Linked DNA regions of Homo sapiens: region 1 is linked to region 2. Evidence: chromatin contacts called from ENCODE Hi-C or POLR2A ChIA-PET data. All regions are on one chromosome and are shown on one strand. Each heading gives the region's core, a stretch centred on a gene start or an enhancer-like site at or near the end of the contact. The rest is flanking DNA. Distances are from core to core; before and after follow the strand shown. Region 1 has its middle 360 kb from the start of MIR4422. Region 2 has its middle 220 kb from the start of LINC01753.

Region 1 (3,398 bases), core at 414-2,913, 140 kb before region 2:
GCCTTTGAGCCTCTTCCTTTTCTTTTCCTTCCCTGCACCCCCAGGCTCCTTTAGAAAAAAAGGTTTATTGTGAGCTCATAGAATCATAAAATTTTGGACCTGGTTCCTGGTGGGAGGACCTTGGGTTCATTGAATCCAATCCTTCCATGGTACAGCAAAGGAAATGTGGGTCCAGAGTAGGAAGGATGTGTACCTGAGGTAGCACAGCCTTGTCATGTTGGGAGACAACTCGTTTCCTGCTTCTTAGTGAAGATCCTTCAGTCAACTAAGAAGTGGGTCCAAACTCTCCTCTCACCCTTAGGATAACTCTCCAGGCATATAGGATTTCTTGGACCTTCATATTGAGTTTCTTAGGGAGACAGAGCAGTGAGCCATCTGAGGCTTTGTGTTCTCTGCTGCTCCCGTTGTCTGAGTCCTGTGGCCGCTGAGCCCTGCTGCCACTCTTCCCGTCCCAGACTCAGTTACTGCCACCAGGGCTTGGACTGAGGTGAAGCAAGAAAGGAAGCCATCTGCCTGGGCAATTACAGGAACTTGAGAAGAAGGCTTCCTTAAATTTTCACCCTAGGCCCTTCACTTGCCTCACCCTGATGCCAGCCTTGACCTCTTCTGGCATTCCGCAAACGTGTCATGCCCTCTCCCACCTCAGGACTTTTGTGTTTGCTGCTTCTTTTTGGCCTGGAACATTCCATCCCTGAGAGCTGTGTGGCACCCTCACTGCCTTCTGTCTGGGCTCTAAGATCACCTTGGAGGGAACTTCCCTGAGGTGGGGTGGCTGTGTCTTCTGTTTATCCCTCACCCAGTTTTATTTTTCACCCCAGCACTCAACAACTCCTGACACGTTTGTTTACTTCTTGCCTTGACCCTCCATGTGGTATGAATGACGGCCCCTGAAAGTGGCAGAGTGGGGGCAACCCTCAATACATATTGGTTGACTAAAGGATGGAAAGGCTGAGCAGGGGTCACCTGTCTTGCCTCCTCCTTCAAGATGTGACTTTCCATTCCATGGAGTCACTCTGGCTAATTCTTTGGTTTCATTGTCTCCTTAAAAATCTCTCCAAAATATTCAGGCTGAAAGTGCTTTGATGTACCAAGTTTATAGTACACACTCAGACCTTTTTTTAAAAAAATTCACTTTCATCTAACTTTTTGTATTAAAAAATCCTATAATCCCATAACCCACCACCTAGAGGCAGCGTGTTCATTGAGGTTGTTTGCTGTACTTCACATGTGTTTATTAAGACTGCAGTGAAATGGCTGTAAGTGGTAGCTGCTTGTCTGGCAGAGGAAGAGCATCCCTCTGGCCCCATCAGGGATGCTCTGGCACAACAGGTAGGATCTTCATCATTGCCCTCCCCATTCAAAGCCACCATGGCCCCCTTTGCCTGAAGACTGAGGTCTCAGCTCCTCCTCCACAGGGCTCTTGAAGTTCTGCCACACTGGGCTCAACCCCTTCCCAGTGCTCCCTCCCTTTTGCACCCTTAGAAACCTTTGCTCCAGCCAGACTTGTCTCCTCATTATCCTTCCAATATCTGCGTCTGCAGCTTTCTCCCTTAGAAACCTCATTATTTCCACAGCTTCAATTCCCCCACCCCCACCCCATTCTTTGTTTCCAGACCTCAGCTACAGCTCAAATTTCAAATTGCCTGTTGGCATCTCTTTCTGTGAGCCCTGCCAGCAACTCAAACTCAGCATGGCCAGAGCCTGCCTTTATTTTCTCTCCCCAAATTGTCCTCCTCTTTCCTCCCCACATTTCTATTAGGAGTCCCATCATTCTCACTGACACCCAAGTTGGAAATTTCAGAGTCTGATTAGCTTTTCTTTTTCTTTTGCCACCACATCTAGTGAGTCACCACATTCTATCAGTTCATCCTAATGATAGCTGTGGGTATGTTATTAGTCCATTTTCATACTGCTATTAAGAAATACCTGAGACTGGGTAATTTATAAGGAAAAATAAGTTTAATCGACTCAGAGTTCCACATGGCTGGGGAGGCCTGACAATCATGGTGGAAGGTGAAGGAGGAGCAAATGTACGTCTTACATGGTGGCAGGCAAGAGAACATGCATAGTGGAACTGCCCTTTATAAAATCATCAGATCTCTTGAGACTTAATCATTATCACAAGAACAGCAAGGGCAAAACCTGTCCCCGTGTTTCAATTACCTCCCACTGGGCCTCTCTCACAACATGTGGGGATTATGGGAGCTACAGTTCAAGATGAGATTTGGGTGAGAACACAGCCAAACTATATCAGGTATATTGACTAATCACAGACCCACTATGTGTCAAGTAGCATAGTAAGTCCTCACCTAATGTCATCCATAGTTTCTTTTTTTTTCTCTCTCTTTTTTTATTATAAGTTCTAGGGTACATGTGTAGAACGTGCAGTTTTGTTACATAGGTATGCACGTGCCATGGTGGTTTGCTGCACCCATCAACCTGTCACCTACATTAGGTATTTCTCCTAATGTTAACCCTCCCCTAGCCTCTCCACTCCCAAACAGGCCCTGGTGTGTGATGTTCCCTTCCCTATGTCCATGTGTTCTCATTGTTCAGATCCCACTTATAAGAGAACATGTGGTGTTTGGTTTTCTGTTCTTGTGATAGTTTGCTGAGAATGATGGTTTCCAGCTTCATCCATGTCCCTACAAAGGACATGAACTCATCCTTTTTGTGGCTGCATAGGATTCCATGTGACTGTGAAACAAAGTATAAAAACCAATTATTTTTCTTATCAAGATTATAAGGAAAGAAAGGTGAATGTGAGACATTATTCAAGGACCTGCTGTTTTGCTTCAAGTCACAGTTCCTAAGAACCTATTGATAACATTGAGGATTTAGTGTATTGTCCACAATCTCCAAAATGAGGCTGTATGATGCTTAGGGTACAAGTGAAGCTGGGGTAATACAGGGACCCAGGTATTCAGTGGCCTAACTTAAGCAGGTGTTTATTCCTCTCTTCTGTAATAGTCCAGAGGCAATAGTTCAGGGAGAGCAGGACTCTTGTCCTTTTAGGGCAGCTAGGAATCCAGGCTAGTAGGTCAGTCTGTTGTCTGCATTGTGTCTTTCTGAGACCACTCCAGTTGTTTCTATTTTCCAGCCTGCAGAAATAATTAGGCTGGGAAATTAGCAAGTAGCTGAGCCTGTCTTTGGGAGTGACTTGAAAGTCACACACATCACTTCTGCATGTGTCGCCCTGGTCTGAACTTAGTCTCATGACCACATCTAGCTCCAAACAAAGCTGGGAAATGTAGCTTCTAGCTGGCTACAGTTAGAGAACTTAAGTTCTCTAACTCTATAACCCAAGTGCCTTCACCCTGTCACAGGCCCCCCATGACCTAGCCGTTGCCTCTGTTGGTCGCTGCCTCCATGACCTGGTCTCTGCCTCACTCCAGCCT
Region 2 (3,181 bases), core at 88-2,587:
CAAATGACTAATGCACCCTTCTGAGGTCTCATGTGGTTTGAGACCCCAGGAATCTGGGCCAGGCAGGAGACACATAGGCGGTGGCTCCAAACGAGAATGAGGGTGATTACACAAGAGGCAGCTCAGTTTGGTGAAGTGTTGTTCTGGGAATCAGGAGTGAGGTTTGCTCTCCAGTGTCCCTGAACAGGCCAGGTTCCTTCTCTGGTTTCAGTTACCTTGTGAATGTCTGGCTCTGACATACTAGGGGGCTATGGAAGACCTGGCAAATGTTTAGCCGTGTCTGCATCCTAATGGCAGATGTTAAAATCCAACCACATAGCCTTACTTGTTGCTCCCTAAACACCCGCTTTATACATCACTATGCCTTTAAACATTAAGTTCCCTTTACCAGGACCAGGCTCAGGGACAAGTCACTGTGCACATCTTCCTGCTCCCCCTTTAAGATTCAGTTCATTTCTCTTTGACTGGGAAGTTCTGACTCTCACAGACAGAGCTGGTCATTGCTGCCTTGTGCCTCCACAGCACTTGGGAACACAAAATTTGCCACAATTGGGATCTTGCAAAGAAATGTCAAAGGATTATCTCTTGTTTTTCTCCTGTGGGCTTTTCAAATTCAGGGAGGTCTTTGACTTGGGCTTTTCAGATCAGAATTCTCAGCCTCTAACACTGTGCCTGCCTGGAAAAAGGGCAAATCAATGAGACACAATATTCAGAGAAATAAAATTGTTTCTAATGAAGTTGGAGAGACTAATCTGTTACTTGGGTCTGTGTGAGTGGGCAATCTTTTCACCTGCTTGAGAGTTAAAAAAAAAATCATGAAATAGCCTCCCGATTTACTTTTCTTTCCCAGATTTGTACGTTACAGGTGCAATATTAGAAAGATCACAGGGCACAGAGTTAGACAGATGTGGGTTCAAATGCAAGGTTCACCACTCGGCTTGTTATGTTTTGTTAGAAAATCCACTTAACCCTCTGAACCTTTTCTTCATCTATAAAATTCAATAATATTGACTCCAAAAGATTAGTGTGAGGATTAAGTGAAGCAGGATACATAAAACTAGCATCATCAAAGGTTTTAGAAAGTATGTTAAACACCTACTGTGTGCCAGTCTGACACCAATAACCTTTGGGGAATCCTAATTGTGTATCTTGAAAGTCAGGCAAAGTAGAGCTTTGTTCCCACGCAGAGGACTCAGAGGTGAATTTACTTTCTTCCTAATCAGGAAAGAATTGCAGATGGGTGGGCAAGGTTGGGCCAGCTTCAAGCCTGGCAGATAACCAGTTAGGCTTAGCTGTGTCTATCCTGGTGCCAAAAAATGCTCATCCACAGAGCAGGGCTTTATCCTCAGGGAACGAGGGAACAGCTGCCCCCAGCTGTGCTTGCCACATGTTACTTTGCTTTGTTGAGACAAGCACTGCATGTGACCTGCTGCCCAGCAATGTCCCTTCCTCTGAGGCTGGCAGGGGCTCTTTCCAGAGCACCCCTCCTCAAAGGGACAAAACAGTATGATTCAGGTAACAGCCACTGATCTACTCTTCAGCACCAGGCTGTTTGATCTGCGCTTGCTCACTGAATCTTCAACTAGCTTAAGAAATAGCCACATTGTGCCTATTTAATACACGGGGGAACTAGTACCAGCAAATCTGTGATGCTAGAATTATTTGATTTATCTCAGCTTTAAAAACTGAATTCTTTCTTCTCTATAGTAGCATAGAATGGGGAGATTTGTACTTCATCTTCAGAAGACATTAATAATCACAACACAATAATACAAATTACAGTAATAGTTAACATTCACTGAGCTATTATTAGGCTTTTTTTTCATGAGGCAGAGTCTCACTATATTGCCCAGACTGGAGCACAGTGGTGTGATTTCGGCTCACTGCAACCTCCACTTCCCAGGCTCAAGCATTCTCGTACCTCAGCCTCCCGAGTACCTAGGATTACAGGAGGATTACAGGTGCCCACTACCAAGCCTGGTTTTCTTTTATTGTATTTTTAGTAGAGATAGGCTTTCACCATGTTGGCCAGGCTGGTCTTGAACTCCTGACCTCAAGTGATCTGCCTGCCTCACCCTCCCAAAGTGCTGGGATTACAGGTGTGAGACACTGTGCCAGCCTAAGCAGTGGTTTTCAATGGAAATTAATTTTGCCCCCCAACCCCTGAAACATTTGAAAATGTCTGAGACATTTTTGGAGTGCTATGGCATCTGGTGGGTAGAGGCCAGTGATGCTGCTAAACATCCTGCAGTACATAGGACAGTTCCCAGCAACAAAGAATTGTCTAGTCCAAAATGCCAGTTGTGTGGATGTTGAGAAACCCTAATGTAAATAATTTCAATGGATTATGTCTTTTCATTTTTATTAAGGCCAGGCATGGTAGATCACACCTGTAGTCCCAGCACTTGGGGAGGCTGAAGTGGGCAGATCATGAGGTCAGGAGATAAAGGCCATCCTGGCCAACATGGTGAAACCCCATCTCTATTAAAAATACAAAAATCAGCTGGGCATGGTGGCACATGCCTATAATCCCAGCTACCCAGGAGGCTGAGGCAGGAGAATCACTTGAACCAGGGAGTTGGAGGTTGCAGTGAGCCGAGATGGTGCCACTGCATTCCAGCCTGGCGACAGAGCAAGACTCCATCTCAAAAAAATAAAACTCAACAAGGTAGATATAATTTTGTCCCTTTAAGACAAGAAATCTGAAACATAGAGAAGTTAGGTTCTTCTTGCAAGATGGCACCAGGATGTAGTGATACTAGGAATTTGAACCCAGGGATCCTGAGGCCAGCACTCCTGACCACAACAGGGCCATTAGCTCATTTGAAGTTCCTCAAAGTACTCAATAGATTGCCTGGTGCTTACAGAAATGAAGAGGCTGTCCTGTGAAAAGATAATCAGGGAAGTCCTCCTGAAAGGAATCCTGAGCTAAACTCAGACTCCTCTGAGTCCCACACTGCAAGTAGGTGGCAGGCTTTGGGCCCCATCCCACCCTTCATGCTTCTCAGCCGGGACCCTCCACAGGGTCATGCTGTGTTCAAATGAGCAAATGGATGCGAAAGTGCTTAGAAAAGGACCATAGCTATAGCAACATGAGGGATAAATATGACACATTGACTTTTCACAGGAGAATGCCTTAAAGCCTTTAAAATGTACACATCTCTACAATCTACCTAAAGTG

The links. Hi-C counts contacts between places; a loop is a spot of excess contacts on that map. ChIA-PET counts read pairs that join two places held with the same protein, here RNA polymerase II (POLR2A). Pooled maps may share reads with other maps.
Region 1: a map of ascending aorta shows a loop between it and region 2 (2.4-fold over the local background). The contact joins two enhancer-like sites. A Hi-C loop is called at or near these places in 3 of 168 maps with a recorded cell type or tissue (ascending aorta, esophagus muscularis mucosa and prostate gland) and 3 of 50 pooled maps. POLR2A ChIA-PET finds 5 or more read pairs at or near these places in 1 of 52 experiments (BJ).

What each region holds. Positions count from the first base shown.
Region 1 is chr1:55,583,506-55,586,903 of GRCh38, forward strand. No RefSeq gene overlaps it. Among named protein-coding and RNA genes, the nearest start is that of MIR4422, 360 kb to the left of the region's middle. Within about 2 kb of position 1,664, at least 5 of the 41 ENCODE cell types and tissues checked have a DNase peak (open chromatin) inside an H3K27ac peak, as active enhancers do.
Region 2 is chr1:55,719,079-55,722,259 of GRCh38, forward strand. No RefSeq gene overlaps it. Among named protein-coding and RNA genes, the nearest start is that of LINC01753, 220 kb to the right of the region's middle. RefSeq lists enhancers at 881-1,381, 1,382-1,882. Within about 2 kb of position 1,338, at least 14 of the 41 ENCODE cell types and tissues checked have a DNase peak (open chromatin) inside an H3K27ac peak, as active enhancers do.